Linked DNA regions of Mus musculus: region 2 is linked to region 1. A link is a loop called in an ENCODE intact Hi-C map of the cell type or tissue named here. Cell type or tissue: gastrocnemius. All regions are shown on one strand. Each heading gives the region's core, and the rest is flanking DNA. Links, peaks and the distances in the headings are about the cores only. Region 1 holds the start of Tlcd3b (TLC domain containing 3B). Region 2 overlaps Taok2 (TAO kinase 2).

Region 1 (2,903 bases), core at 128-2,627:
AGGCGGGGTGGGGGACGGTGGTGCCAGCCCTGAAAAAAGGGAGGGAGGAAAGGACGGAGCGGAGCGGAGCGGAGGCGCAGCTGGGCAAGCGGTCACCAGTCAACACCGCTCTCCCGCCACCACAGGCTACCACCTCCTCCTGCTGCTGCCGCTAGAGCCCCGCTGCCCTGTGCAGACACCGCACATGGCATTATAGAGTTGGTGCCCAGCCCCCTGCCCCCTCTGTGAGGAGGGGGAGGGGGAGGGGAAGCCACCAGCTTGGGGAGGGTGGGAGAGGGGGAGGGAAATGATGGCACCGACCAGACACCAAGAAACCGGACCTGCAGCAGCGTTGTCTCCCATGCAGCTCTGAGCCACAGCAGCGGCTGCGACAGAGATGGGGGGGGACAAGGAAAGAGGGAGGGGGAGGCCCTTAAAGAGACAGGAGCTGCAGTGCAGGGGGCTGCTGGGGACAAGGGCTTAGGGAAAGGATGGCTCTTCTCTTAAACCCCCCCCCCCCCCCGGACACCTCCACCTAGCAGGAGTACTGAGCCGCCTTTCCTGTCAGCACTTTAAAAATGTCTGGCATTTCCTTCTGCTGGTGCTTATAAACATAAATGGGTGTCCCTCAGTGGCCTGCAGGGATCTCAGCTTAGGGGTGCTCACTCCAGCCAAGAAGATTTCCTGAAGAAAGCAGCCTGAGTAGATGGTGTGTTCCCTGAAGGCACAGATAGGAACAAGCCATTTCACGGTGTCCTTCAGACCCACAGCCCCCTCCACCCCGCCCGTCCGCCTCTCCAGTCAGAGGGAGTGGAAACTACATCAGTCACCTCGCTTGCACTCCGACTCGCACCACAACGAGTCACTCCCTCAGGAGTGTGGCTCACTATTGTGACAGCCCAGGGGGAAATCTATGCTCCTATGCTCTTCAGAGGTCAGGGGATAGCCCTGAGGTGGGAGCCAAGGTTCCCCAAGATCAGAAAGTTAAGATGTGACAGGAACAGAGCTAAGTGGGAAGAGATGGCTGGCTGTCAGAGCCCTCCAGCATGGCTTTGATGGCTAGCACCAGGGCACTGGGAGACAGGAAGCAGTCATGTAGACCTGGTGGCACTCCAGGAGCAGGAGGATCACTCCTGGTAGCCAGCTTGGGCGACAGAGGAAGTGCTCGCCTGGGAGAGAGGGTTAGAAGGTGGGCTTGAAGAGCAGAGGGTGCTTGCTGCCTGGAAAACCCAGTGGAGTTATGGAAGCCGGGGCCCCTCCCTCAGGCCAATGGCCTCCTGGAGTCCCCTTTTCCTTGTTGCCTTGGTTCCCTGTCCTCGGCCACTCCTCAGAACAGTCCTGCTTACACAGAAGAGCCTGGTGGCTGGCTGACTCAACTTCCTCCTTTAATCCAAGGGGAAGAGCAGCCCCGTGCTTTGGCCAGGGTAATTTAGGCCTAGCACACAACTACTAATGCTCACTCTCACATGGCCTCTTAGAGCCTGGCCTTTCCCAAACCCATCTGTCCTTCAGACTTGTATATCATGGGGACTGACACCTCACTGTAGCTTGAGTTTCTCACTGACCCTGAGATGAGCCTACTTATCTACTGACAACTGACCTTTCCAGCCCACAGCCTACTCCCTCTGCGCCCTAGAGGAAGGGGCCAATTCGCTATTTTGTGCTGCCCTCTAGTGGCAGTCTGTGGGAGTGGCTGAGGGAAGTCTTGACACCCGCAGGAGTTGGGGCTACTATTAGAGACCTTCGTAGACCTGGAAACCACAGGGGAAGAGGTCCACTTTCCCAGGTCTTACTACAGACTGAGCATGGTTTATGTCAATGCTTCTTAAGTCTTCTAGGGGTTGAGGAAGGAGAAACCAAGGCTTAGAGGGTTTATTAAAGTGTCAAGATAACATAGCTATGTTCATTATTAGTAAAGTAGGATTTCAAGCTTATGTTTGCTTCACTTCAGGAAAATCCAAAGACAGTGGTGACAGGAGGCAGAGGAGGCAGAGCCCTGGGGTGCACAGGAGACAGAGGAGGCAGAGCCCTGGGGCTTCCAGGACAACCAGGTCTATACAGCAAAATCCCGGCAAAAATCCCAGGCTAGTCAGGAATACATAGGAGACCCTGTCAAAAAATAGATGCACTTAGCCTAGCTTGAGCTACTAGATGAAGGGACAGGCCTGAAATTCCAGCACTCAGAAGGCTGAGGCAGGAGGCTCACTAAGAGTAACGGGATAAAACAAAATACAAAACCTTTCAAAAGTTAGAAGATGTAACCTGGGCTACAGAGAGAGACCCTACCTAAAAAACAAAACAAAAAATAACACACACAAAAACAAAACAGCAAGGAACAAAAGCACCAAGGCTCTAAGCTGGGGCGGTGACATGGATCAGAACGTGTCTGTGAACACAGACGTGGTCAGGGGATCCAGAGCTGACTGTGGATAGCACAGGCTGCAGCAGAACAAGACAGGTTTCGGGTTTGTGCTTTTGATTTTCGTTTTTCTTTTCTGGGGATTTACAGAGTCTCCTCGGTAAATTCTGCCTTTGAGGGCTCAGGAGCTACCTAGCACATCAGGGGCTCGGGGCTCCATACCCAGCATTGAAAAGAAAGAAAAACAAAAACAAAAACAACCCTGAAGCACTGCTTTCTGCACACCCCAGTCCCAGCTCCACCCCGGCATTGTTCACCTTTATAGTAACAGCCCGAGGGCCCAACCTCTCCCACAAATACATTTTTTCCCCAGTATGATGTTGCCAGCAGAAGATAGTATCTCCTTAAATTCTCGTCTGAGTTGTCGGTTAAAAAGCAACCACTTAGCCGGGCGTGGTGGAGCACACCTTTAATCCCAGCACTTGGGAGGCAGAGGCAGGCGGATTTCTGAGTTCAAGGCCAGCCTGGTCTACAAAGTGAGTTCCAGGACAGCCAGGGTTACAGA
Region 2 (2,903 bases), core at 100-2,599, 58 kb before region 1:
CGCCAGCTTCCAGTTGAGCTAAGGAGACAAAATTAACAGCATGGACAGGAAACAATGTGCCACAGAATATAATTATATGCTGAAATTGTTAGGTACTTTTAAGTAGCTAGAACTCTGCCTCAGGAGTCCAACTCTGCTGAGGGCTTTGTGTCCAAAATTCCCATTAGTCCTTTAAAAAGCCTATCCTAGAGTGTGCGTTCTGGTCCTGGTACCCTGTGGCAACTTTGCTTTGGAGTTTGTTTTTGAGTTTGCTTTGGAACGCCCACCCCTCAAGGGCTGGAATGATCTGGGAGGTTCTCCTAAAACAGGGAGGCTGGGCTTAGTTGCCTCCTAACAGAATTCTGTCCTGAACCTGAAAGGGAAAGGTCCTGTTCTGTGACCTTGGGAAAGGCCTTTTTCTTCTCTCTACCTCAGTAACTCTGGAAAATGGTGATCTTGATCAGACCTTGCTAGTTTCATATAATTGTTCTGGATGCCTGGTGGTAGCAAATCATTTGCCTTTTCAGAACCTGTTTTCGTGTCTGTAAGGGATGCATGTGACCATAGTGTTTATCCATGAGGTTGTGGAGCCCGCTGAGAGGTGATGCTTGCCGAGATGCTTAACACCCATGCTCAGAGAATGTTATTTGTGACCCACAACATCCTATTCCCATGTATGCTGCTTATGCAGTTGGACTGGACAAGAGAGGCAGCCCAGAACACAGCGGTCCCCAATGTCAGGTGCCAGTCCCTACTGTTCCTAGTCTGGATGTTCTCCCTGCCACAGGGTCCCTACGTTTTTTGAAAATGAGTCTCCTTGGTCCCTTCAGGCCAGTACCAACTTGTAACAATGGCCGGATTTCCACCACATCCGGCCTGTTTCCTGTTCTCATCCAGTGTTTGAGAGCTTGAAGGAGGAGGTAGCCTCAGCACCAAGGGGTACAGGAAGGTCCCTGGAAATCACTGGACTATGAGAACTTGTGGGGCAGGACATGTTGGGATTTGAAGCTCTGGCTGAGACACAAATCTTTATGCTTGAGGGAAATGGCAGTGTATAGGGAGCTGAGAAATTAGTGAGGGCTGATTAGGGGATGCTTGGCTTCCCAGAATTGTCTTTGTGGCAATTTTAGGGATTCCAGAGACCACCAGCCATCCCCACTACCATCACCCCCATCTGGTTGCCAGGGCAACTTTTTTTTTTTTTAGCTTTGATGTTGTTATTAACAGCCCCCCTACCTACCTTTCCTCAGCAGTACCTCCCCCTCATCAGTAAATGAGGGGAGGAGGAGGTAGAAACCTGAGGGAGGACCTCTCTCTCCCTCTGGGCCCTATCTTAGCTCTAAGGGTCCTATGTCCTTTTTCCAGGCAAGATCCCAATCTCAGGGCCCCCTGGGGCCATCATGCCAGCTGGGGGCCGGGCCGGGAGCCTGAAGGACCCTGATGTGGCTGAGCTCTTCTTCAAGGATGACCCTGAGAAGCTCTTCTCTGACCTCCGGGAGATCGGCCATGGCAGCTTTGGAGCAGTGTACTTTGTGAGTTGGGTCTTGAAAAGGGTAAAGCAGGGCTCAGTCTCTTTCAACCTGTGGGTCTCCAGGCCTCTGCACCACTCCACCAAAATAATCCTTCCCACCCTCTTCTAATAGCTCAGCGGGTCCTCTTTCACCCCATGCCCAAGGTGGTCTTTTCCATCCTCCAATCTGGTCCTCTAGGCCCGGGATGTCCGGAACAGTGAGGTGGTGGCCATCAAGAAGATGTCCTATAGTGGGAAGCAATCAAATGAGGTGAGTCAGGTTGATTAACATCAGGTTGTGGAGGGCAGAGGGCCCTAGTCTCAACGTGCAGCCTGGGTAACCCCTTCTTCTCTTGACCTTCTAGAAATGGCAGGATATCATCAAGGAAGTGCGGTTCTTACAGAAGCTACGGCATCCTAATACCATTCAGTACCGGGGCTGTTACCTGAGGGAGCACACAGCTTGGGTGAGCTGTCCCACAACTGCAGTAACAGTTTTACTCAGGTCAATCTTTTCCTGGTCCAGCGTTTTAAACAGGCAGTCTCTTTCTGACTATGTTAGTCCTCAGAAAAACCAATAAGCCAGGCATGGTGGCACACACCTCTAATCCTAACACTGAGGAGGCAGACACAGGTGGATCTCTGTGAGTTCAAGACCAGTCTGGACTACCTAGTGAGTTTTGTGCCAACCTGGGCCAAAACTACACAGTGAGATCCTATATTAAAAAAGAAAAACAAACAAATGAACATCTGTGTAGAGGTGCAGAAGAGGCTGACACCAAGTTGCATAGACAGTATGCTCTTTAGAAGGTGGTGATTAAGGGGGATCAAAAGGGGCCCAGATGGGAGCAGTGGTAGGTGTCTTGGAATCTTTGGGGGTGAGGTGGGGCAGGGGCTTGAATCCAGAGATGCTCCCAGCACCTCTTGTTTTCTCTGGCTTCCCTTCTCTATCACCCTTTTGGCATTGCCTCAGTAGAAGATGAACAATAAAGTTCTGTTTTGAGTTTTGCTCAAGGGAGCTGGGTGGCCAGAATCTGATGATCTCTAACACTTGACCCTTCCTTAGCTGGTGATGGAGTATTGCCTGGGCTCAGCTTCTGATCTTCTAGAAGGTAGGTAAATCTGAACATGGGCATAAGGAAGATAAACAAGAAAGCCATAGGAGAAAGTAGCTTATTCCATCTTATTCCCCCTGTGGTCCCTCAGTTTGTTATTTGGTTTCCTTCTACAGTGCACAAGAAACCCCTGCAGGAGGTAGAGATTGCAGCTGTGACCCATGGGGCTCTTCAGGGCCTGGCATATCTACACTCACACAACATGATCCATAGGTATGATGATACCAACTGTGGCTGAGAATAGGATACTCTGTGTACCAGTCCTCGTTTTTGCTGAGCTCTGATTGTCTTGGGTACTG

Evidence for each region. Peaks named below come from ENCODE experiments on the same cell type or tissue, not always from the same donor. Only the 100,000 strongest peaks of a DNase experiment are listed, where the experiment ranks them.
Region 2: it touches region 1 in a loop (2.0-fold over the local background); 6 of 42 quality-filtered maps call a loop at or near these places.

What each region holds. Positions count from the first base shown.
Region 1 is chr7:126,820,763-126,823,665 of GRCm38, reverse strand. It overlaps Tlcd3b (TLC domain containing 3B), which reads right to left and starts at 363. Exons shown (of 5, transcript NM_029978.1): 1 at 1-363. In gastrocnemius, for the core only: a CTCF peak has its summit at 1,659 (motif pointing left); DNase peaks (open chromatin) are centred at 146, 758, 1,235 and 1,644; H3K4me3 peaks cover 1,517 bases; H3K27ac peaks cover 2,100 bases.
Region 2 is chr7:126,879,105-126,882,007 of GRCm38, reverse strand. Taok2 (TAO kinase 2) reads left to right here. Exons shown (of 16, transcript NM_001163775.2): 2 at 1,345-1,511; 3 at 1,689-1,760; 4 at 1,855-1,956; 5 at 2,556-2,601; 6 at 2,721-2,817. The coding sequence starts at 1,380. Among named protein-coding and RNA genes, the nearest start is that of Taok2, 4.4 kb to the left of the region's middle. In gastrocnemius, for the core only: no CTCF peak of the experiment used is centred there; a DNase peak (open chromatin) is centred at 1,388; H3K4me3 peaks cover 1,565 bases; H3K27ac peaks cover 1,792 bases.